2 separate regions of the Homo sapiens genome follow, and region 1 is linked to region 2. A link is an interaction called in ENCODE POLR2A ChIA-PET data of the cell type or tissue named here. Cell type or tissue: IMR-90. All regions are shown on one strand. Each heading gives the region's core, and the rest is flanking DNA. Links, peaks and the distances in the headings are about the cores only. Region 1 has its middle 240 kb from the start of LINC02612. Region 2 has its middle 25 kb from the start of LINC01920.

Evidence for each region. ChIA-PET counts read pairs that join two places held together with the same protein. Peaks named below come from ENCODE experiments on the same cell type or tissue, not always from the same donor. Only the 100,000 strongest peaks of a DNase experiment are listed, where the experiment ranks them.
Region 1: POLR2A ChIA-PET joins it to region 2 with 9 read pairs; 2 of 35 experiments call an interaction of 5 or more read pairs at or near these places.

What each region holds. Positions count from the first base shown.
Region 1 is chr2:150,870,861-150,875,259 of GRCh38, reverse strand. No RefSeq gene overlaps it. Among named protein-coding and RNA genes, the nearest start is that of LINC02612, 240 kb to the right of the region's middle. In IMR-90, for the core only: no CTCF peak of the experiment used is centred there; no DNase peak of the experiment used is centred there; H3K27ac peaks cover 843 bases.
Region 2 is chr2:150,594,712-150,599,110 of GRCh38, reverse strand. No RefSeq gene overlaps it. Among named protein-coding and RNA genes, the nearest start is that of LINC01920, 25 kb to the right of the region's middle. In IMR-90, for the core only: no CTCF peak of the experiment used is centred there; a DNase peak (open chromatin) is centred at 2,790; H3K27ac peaks cover 2,339 bases.

The DNA of each region.
Region 1 (4,399 bases), core at 288-4,287, 280 kb before region 2:
ATATAGTAGTTTCCCCTATCTTTGTATGAGCTTTGTCATCCTGGTGGTTTCTTTATTAATTAGGTAAATAAATTTTTGACAAGTGCTCACTAAATATCTTTTTGGAAATTATGTCTTTAACTTTATAAAAATTATATTTTGACTTAACGTAACTCAAGTAGAAGGTACTTCAACCTAATAGAGGAAATGAAGTGCAATTGAGTCAATAAAAGGGTCAGGATGTGAGACTGGGTCTGCTTGGAACTTTTTTGGGGACACTATTATACCATAAATCAGGCTTTACTCTAAGCTTTTCAGTGTGAGTTACATGCATATTATCTGGTTCTCCCCATGGCCATTTCTGGTTGGATTTCCTATTTACCCATTTCTTTCCTCCTGTCACCACCTCCCACACCTCTCCCCTGCCACCACACACACCAAATTATGATTTGCCTCTGTAAAGGCCTGTGCCAATTCTCTAACCTACCAGTCGAACACATCGATTAAAAAAAACCATATTAGGGAATAGAGAGAAAAACTGAGTTGAATTTTTATGATAAGAAGGAGGTCTCAAAGGTTTTTAAGTATGCTCTGCTGGAGCTTCACACAAATACCTCAAGGATACTCATTAATTTTCACCTGCCTATGTAGGTAGCTTGGTGGGAAAATGTTTAAGATAGAAGGAGAGTCTTTCCAAAAGACTATCTTTGCCAACTTTCACAAAACCCTTAAGGGAAGCACACACTGTATTTAAGACAGCTTTATAGGCTGGGAAAACAAACCTAGGAGCTTTGAGGAACTCTCCTGCTGTGCTTTCAAATGAAGGAGACTTTCTACTGAAATACAGAATTTTTTATTTTCTCAGATAAAATTGGTCATTGAGGGAGTTCAGCCAGAGCCATAGATATATTTAAAAGATGTATTTTTTCATAAGAACTATTATGGAAAGTCTTAACAGATGAGAATGGACTGAAGAAGCATGCGATTCAGAGTGCCATGAGTACAAATGTCATCTGAAACGTGTGCTCTTCAACCCCCATGGCACACAGAAGAAAGATAAAGCAACACAGTCGTGGATAGGAATATGTACAAAATCCTTTTGGCTCCACCTGTATTTCTCTCATGACTTCACCACCACGGCTCTTCTGCTCTAGTTTTGAAGTTTCTATACCTTTAGACATATGAAACAGTGTCACCCATAAACAGTTTTGTTTGGTCTGCATAATATTTAAAACAATTAGAATTTGAACATCTTTAAGTCCCTATTTGCTTGCTTGCAAATGAGATAAGTCGGTCACCCTCTCGCAGACTATGTTGTACTTTTTTCTTTGAGATCTTCCCAATTACAACTTCCCAGTGTTCTATATGTAAGAAAATTTTTCATTAAATAAACATAGAGACATTATTAAACCTTTACAATGAGAGAATGAGGGAGAAAATGTGGCAAAGACCTTATGAAAACCATAGATTGGGGGATAGGCTAGGAGGTCATTGAGTCCTCTGCAAACTTGCGCTTTCCCAGGAGCATGAAATTATCTCCTGTAATAATCCCCACATACATAACCTAAGGCCCCAGCAGATTAACTTGATTTACTCTTTGCCATATCTGCCCTGGTGGTAATAACATGAGCAGTGTGACTTAATGCACAGAATCTTTTCATCTCTGCGAACCATCCCATAATGTAAACCAGAGCCGTTACTTCACTTCCCTCAGCCTCTCCCTGAGACCCTGACATGCTGCATAAACAAGGGAAAGGCCCCCTCAGTACATAACTCCCTACAGTAATGAACTTCAAAGACATTTGTGGTATTCCATTCAGAAGTATTTTTAATTTGGGGCAGATGCATGTACGCAAACTGCCTCAGTCAGCTGTATGTGGTATTTATATTGTGAACCTCTGGTGCCCAAGTACTGATCTCCTCCTTCCTGCAGTTGTAATTTGTTTAGAGAAAGCACCTTGCGGGAGGGGGGAAGGGAGAGGGCAGCAGCGCTCAGGCTGCCAGTCTGGATGTGTGTGGCCTTGGGGAAAGTCTGCTTCGAATGAGAATACTGACTGTGGATTTTCATCACCAGAAAGAATGCTCAAGGGAAACTATCGGCATATAAATTCCTTCACTTGGAAATCAGGAGGGGAAAGAATTTTCAGATATGCCCTGCAGGATGCCTTTTGTCTCTTAAGATGCATTAATGGAACTGCATCTCTGTGCAGGCAGAGCTCAAAACTCCTCACCAACACCCCCAAGTAACAAAGAGCAGTATTTTCTTTATTTGTCTAAATTAATTCCTTCTTTATCAACAGTCTGTGAGAAGGGAGGCAGATGGGAGAGACAAAACATCTGGGATTGAAAACCTCATTTCTTAACCTTGACATTTAATTTCAATAAGCATCTTTTGAAAAATTCCTGTTTTATTTAGCCAAATCCTATTAATTCATTTCTTAGAATGAACTCATCTGTTTCTTTCTGTTTGTGTCACACTGCCACGTTCTTATTTCAGATACTATTGGATGGAGCAGGGACCCCTCTTAGGGGCTTGCAAGCTCCCTTAAGCATGGAAGTAAATGAAAATGTTGAGTTTCTTCAAGGGAAACTCCAGGCACAGAGGTAGCCTTGAGAAGTAAATTAGCAACTTAATAAGCAAGAAGTTAATAGTAGCTTAAAACAATAGCCAAGAAAGCCACAAGAATGTTTGGTTTCCTGTAGAAACCAAAGAGAATATGTTAACATACATCCCTGAGCTGTTTTTCAGAAATGCACACCTCCACCATATGGATCCACTGGCAGGTAGACCCCTCAGGGGAAACTGAGGACTGGACTCTGACTGCCATTCTTTGTCCTAAATTTCTTCCTGAGGGGCCTGGAGGATGTCACAACCCAGGAGCCACAGCTAACATCCTTTTCTGCTAATCTTGAATTTTTAGACAAAGCTTCGCCTCCTTAACCAATTCCAAATCAGAAAATCTTCAAGTCTACCTATAACCTATGGGCCCCCACTTTGAGTTCTTAAGTAAGCCTCTTTAGGTCAAAGCAATGTGTGGCCTCCATGTATTGACTTACGACTTTGCTTGTAAGCTCTGCCTTCTGCCTTTAAAAACTCCTACCTGTAAGCCATCTGGGAGTTCGAGTCTTAAGCATTAGCTGCCCAATTCTCCTTGCTTGGTGCCCTGCAAAAAAAAATGCCTCACTTTCTCTCACTGCAACCCCCATGACAATGTTTGGCTTTGGTGCACTGGGTGAGTGGATCCCAGTTTGGTCAGTTAACACTATCTTCTTAGGCCTAGGAAACTAGGCAACTGCTTCCTGCTCTCCACTCTTTCCTCACTGCAGGACCAGTTTTAGGTCTTCCTAAAACTCAAACTGATCAAATCTCTTTCCTGCTCAAACCTGGCACTCAAGTCCTTCCATTAGCAAATATTTCAGTGTCTACTTTATGCAAATGAGAGTTCTAGACCCTGAAGCACTCTTAGGGCCAAGGGACCCTAGACTCTCTGAGGGTTCACTGAAAAATCAGCTCTCAAAAAGCGGATTAGGCCAGGTGCAGTGGCTCACGCCTATAATCCCAGCACTTTGGGAGGCTGAGGCTGGTGGATCACCTGAGGTCAGGAATTTGAGACCAGCCTGGCCAACATGCAAAACCCTGTCTCTACTGAAAATACAAAAAATTAGCTGGGCATAGTGGCGTGTGCCTGTAATCTCAGCTACTCAGGAGGCTGAGGCAGGAGAATCACTTGAACATGGGAGGCAGAGGTTGCAGTGAGCCCAGATAGCGCCGCTACACTCCAGCCTGGGCAACAGAGTAAGACTCCATCTCAAAAAATAAAAAATAAACAAAAAGCGATTAACTGAGGAAAAGGCATACAAATTTATTTAACCTGTATTCATGAGAACCATCAGAATGAAGACCGAGAGATACAGGGGAAATTGTCCGATTTTATGCTTAGGTTCAACAGTCATATAGAAATATGATTGGACAAAATGGGTATGATGTAATGCTAAAACTGAGTGGGGAAACCCAGCGAGGCCTGTCTGTCTAGATTCTTCTTGGCCACTCTGAGCATAGATTTCTTCTTTCTGGGTGTAGGCCAGGAGACTCTCTGGAATGGGGGTCTTATGACCTACAGTCAAACAAGGTAGGCCAGATAATTTCTTTATGGCCAGTGTTTACACAGAAAGGCTGACGGAAAGTTAGATAGTATTTTTAGGTCTTAAGGCTGGCTTTGGGGAAAAGGGGTTCTGGTTTTATGACCTGCCTTGGGGAAGAGGGATCCTAGTTTCCCTAGCCTTGGGGGAGAATGCGCCAGAGAAACAGGAGGGCGGTAGAAGGTCAGAGAAAATCTTTTCCTTCTGAGACTGCTGCTGAGGCCTTCAATCTGGGGTATTGTTTTCTGAGCCTCAATTCATCTTAACCATTTTTCCAATT
Region 2 (4,399 bases), core at 310-4,309:
GCTCTTATTTTTCCCTTTGTCTCTTTTTTTTTTTTTTTTTACCAATATTCATTTATTCATTCCTTTTCTTACCAATATTCATTTTATTTTATTTTGTACATTTTGTGGATTATTTTAAAATACAACAAATCCTTTAGAGAACAAATCATGGTACATAAAAGTTATTTATCACATAGAAAAATATCCTAACAAATGGAAATACACTCAGCCTGATTATCAGACCAGGCTCTGACAAAAAATGCATGGCTCATCCAAGAAGGGTAATTTAAGGAGATTAATAAAAAGAATGATTTACAAAGTTGTAAAGAGGGTATAAGCAGCCTGAAAATGAGGGAGCAATGCCTCAGAGGTAGTGGCAGCAGCAGGCTTTCCACCTCCAGGCTTAAGGTGATAGTGAAAGGAGCCTTTACTGGAATCCAGAAAGGGGCCTTGTGTGGAAAGGGCCATCTGGCAAGAGGTGCGGCCTTTGGCTGTAGCTCTGCCAATGTAAAGAGGCCTCACAGGGAGGGAACCAGAGGGAATAAACACCCAAACTTTGCTCTTTTCTTGCCTTCTGATCTCCTGCCAGATGTCAAACCCAACAGGAAGATGGAGGGCCACAGAGTCCATTGATGCAGCGTGTGGAGCAGCCTCTGCCAACAGGCACAGAACAGGGTAGAGACAGGTGGAGAGTGGCCCTGGGGCTGCAAATGGAGGTTCTCCAGCTGATCTAGCAATGGTTAATAATGGAAATAAAAGTAATCCATAAAGAAATGAATCTGTAGGCTGGAGGGAATAATATATGGCACCTACCATCCCTATAGGTCAGTATTTCAAAAAGCAATATTCAAAAAAATTTATAATCATTGAATAATATAAACTCCAGCATTTTAAAGAAAATCCTCCATACGGAGTATGTATTTTACAATATACAATAAAATTAAAACTTACAGCACATTATCATCATGACCATAATTTTTAAAAATAGGAATTATGGCCCAGCACGGTGGCTCACGACTGTAATCCCAGCACTTTGGGAGGCCGAGGTGGGCGGATCACGAGGTCAGGAGATCGAGACCATCCTGGCTAACACAATGAAACCCCGTCTCTACTAAAAATATAAAAAATTAGCCGGGTAAGGTGACGCACGCCTGTAGTCCCAGCTACTCGGGAGGCTGAGGCAGGAGAATGGTATGAACCTGGGAGGCAGAGCTTGCAGTGAGCCAAGATTGTGCCACTGCACTCTAGCCTGGGCGACAGAGCGAGACTCCGTCTCAAAAAAAAAAAAAAAAAATATATATATATATATATATTTTACCCATTCCTAATGGTACACAAATTAAATAGAAAAATCAATGTAAAAATGCAGAAATTTTATTCATTCTTTTTTTTTTTTTTGAGAGAGATTCTCGCTCTGTCGCCCAGGCTGGAGTGCAATGGCATGATCTCTGCTCACTGCAAGCTCCGCCTCCCGGGTTCACGCCATTCTCCTGCCTCAGCCTCCCGAGTAGCTGGGACTACAGGCATGTGCCACCTCGCCCGGCTAATTTTTTGTATTTTTAGTAGAGACGGGGTTTCACCGTGTTCGCCAGGATGGTCTTGATCTCCTGACCTCGTGATCTGCCCGCCTCGGCCTCCCAACGTGCTAGGATTACAGGCATGAGCCACCAAGCCCGGCCTATTCATTCTTTGTTATCCTGTCATAGTGAAGACTCAGAGAAGTCATCACAGAAATGGCAAGACAAAGACAAAATACATCTAGAATAGTGAAATCCAGTACATAAAACATTAGAAAACTAATTTTAGAAATTTAGATATAGACATTTAGAGGCTGGAAGAGAGATGCTTTTGTCAGCCAACATGATGTAGAAATGAGAGTCTAATAAGAAAGACAGAAATATATAGAATCATATTTTAAAATGTTTTATATTTGTATTGGTCTTCTACGCTTGTTTAACATCCCCCGCCACCCACCCCAAGCCTAAATATGTCACTATTGTTATTATCATTTGCTTCTTGTCTGGTTTCTTTGCCAGAGAGATGAAAACAAATCATTTTTTTGCTCAAGGTAATGAGAAAGAAAGGAAGAAAAATAGGAAAACAGAAAGAATACTGGATACTTTGAAAGGACATGATGAATTTAAGTGATTGGGACAGCTTGAACCGGGTGTATTCAGCAATATAACCCCTTGCTGTTATGCCACTAAAATATTTACCATTGTCACTTGCTTTCATAATTGCTATGGGTCTTTGTGAGTTTTAAATTGATTTTGCCACTTGTGCCTGTTTGTGTTCTCTGGCTCATTTAGATTTAAACATTTATCAGTGAGGTAAATAATAAATTTTGCTTGATTTGAAAAATTGGGCTGTTGTGCTTTCCATCAGTCATTTTGTGAATTAAATCAGATTTCAAATGCTACTTAATAGCAACCAAGTCTACTGAGTATTGACTTTTATTAATTTTCTGTCTCTGACTCTGCAAAGCAATCAACAATTAAACCAAATTTAATGTGTCAGCTGCTTGAAATGCAATTTTTTTCATGGTATATCTTAAAAATCTCTGTTAACATAATAGCTTAAACCCGTTCCTTGTTTTCACAGTGATAAAACTATGTAGGTGGCACTTTTTTTTTTTTTTGAGTTGGATTCTCCCTCATGAATGCATCAAGTTGTTGAAATTCTTGATTCCAAACTCAGGCATTTTAGAAACCAGTTAATTCCTATCTCCTAACTAAGCAATACTTGTAATTTTCTGATAGGCTTCAAGGAATGCCTACCAAACCATTTAATTCATTCCTGAGAAGCTTCAGTTTCTGAAATGAGCTTTCACTTCTTCCTTATAAAATAACAGCTTTGTTTGACATGCCACTGGATACTTACATGTTAGCCTTCAACCGGATTATCTTACATCCCAGAAGAAGTGTGTATGGGAGCAAATAAATAGGGGTGACTCCAAGGGTCATGGGAAATTTCCCTGGTATACAGAACAATGTGAGATATGTCTAAGAAAAATATTTAGTTTCATAATTTGGGAATAGGATTTCATTTAGCACTTTTGAAACATGTGTCTAAATCAGTACACAGCTAGCTCAGGAAAACAGTACTGAAGTGCCTGAGCTTTCATTCATTTCATTGTTAGCTCTGATGGTCGTTAGGTTCCCAAGCAGTGACAGAGCACGGAAGCTGCCTGGATCATGAAACACATCCATTCCATTTCCTAGGTGTTGCATGTGGGTTATTTTGTTGTTTTTGCTGTGTGATGTCCAGAATTGGCCACATTATACTTTAATTCTCCATTTCCTTTAGGCTCATAGGACTCTTCGCTGAAAGGAAGATTTGATGTTGTTTTGTCCAATCCACCATCTGGTGCTAAATCTGTATACCCTCCTTGAATTTCCCAACCTGTTTAGCAAATAGCAGATTTTGAGGGAAACACTTTGTCTTAGTCTGTTTGTGCTGCTACAAAGGACTATCTGATTGGTAATTTATAAAGAAAAGAGGTTTTATTGTTTGTTTGTTTGTTTGTTTCACTGTTCCGTAGGCTGTACAAGGAGCATGGCACCAGCATGTGCTTCTGGTGAGGGCCTCAGGAAGCTTCCGCTCTTGATGGACAGTGAAGGGGGGACAGGCATACATGGTGAGAGGAAGGAAGCCAAAGGAAGAGAGAGGTGCCAGACTCTTTTCAACGACAATTCTCAACAACTCACTCCCCATGAGAATGTCACCAAGCCATTCATGAGGTAGCTGCCCCAACAACTCAACACGTCTCCCACCAGGCTCACCTCCAACACTGGAGATCAAATTTCAACAAGATACTTAATGGTGCAAACTGCATCCAAATCATAGCACATTAAATGAACTACCTACTTCTCTGTCACTCACCTTTGAGTTGCTGAATATCAGAAGGTTCCAGATCTAGATAGATACAGCTCTAGACAGATCCAGATAATTTTTCTGTAAGCCAGAAAAATGGGGGCTCACCATGAGACTACCTATTGTAGAAACATACGGCTTTGATATACAAGGAACCCTTTTTCCAGTCTGTATGCTGTATGCTTCTTCCCCCTCCCATTTTTGTTCCTCCTAGAGGCTAACTTCCAAAGTTCCTACTAAGCCTTGATAAAGCAAGGTTTGAACCCTGTGAGTATTCCTGCCCCAGGTGCTGGTCAGATGATGGTCACAGGACAGACTCTCCTACCCAAACCTTAGCATGATAGTAAAAACCTTAGCACCGCCATTGACTATTTCACTTCTGACTGGCAGTTTCTGAGAATCCCTTTACTGTGATTTTTGAAATAATCTGATGCCTTGATTTTCTTGATAGAACCTAAAATATAGCATTTGGAGCATGTGTCCTTTTTAGAACCACATTAATAATGTAAATACCAGTCATCGTATTTATGGCACAGAGTTCACCGCT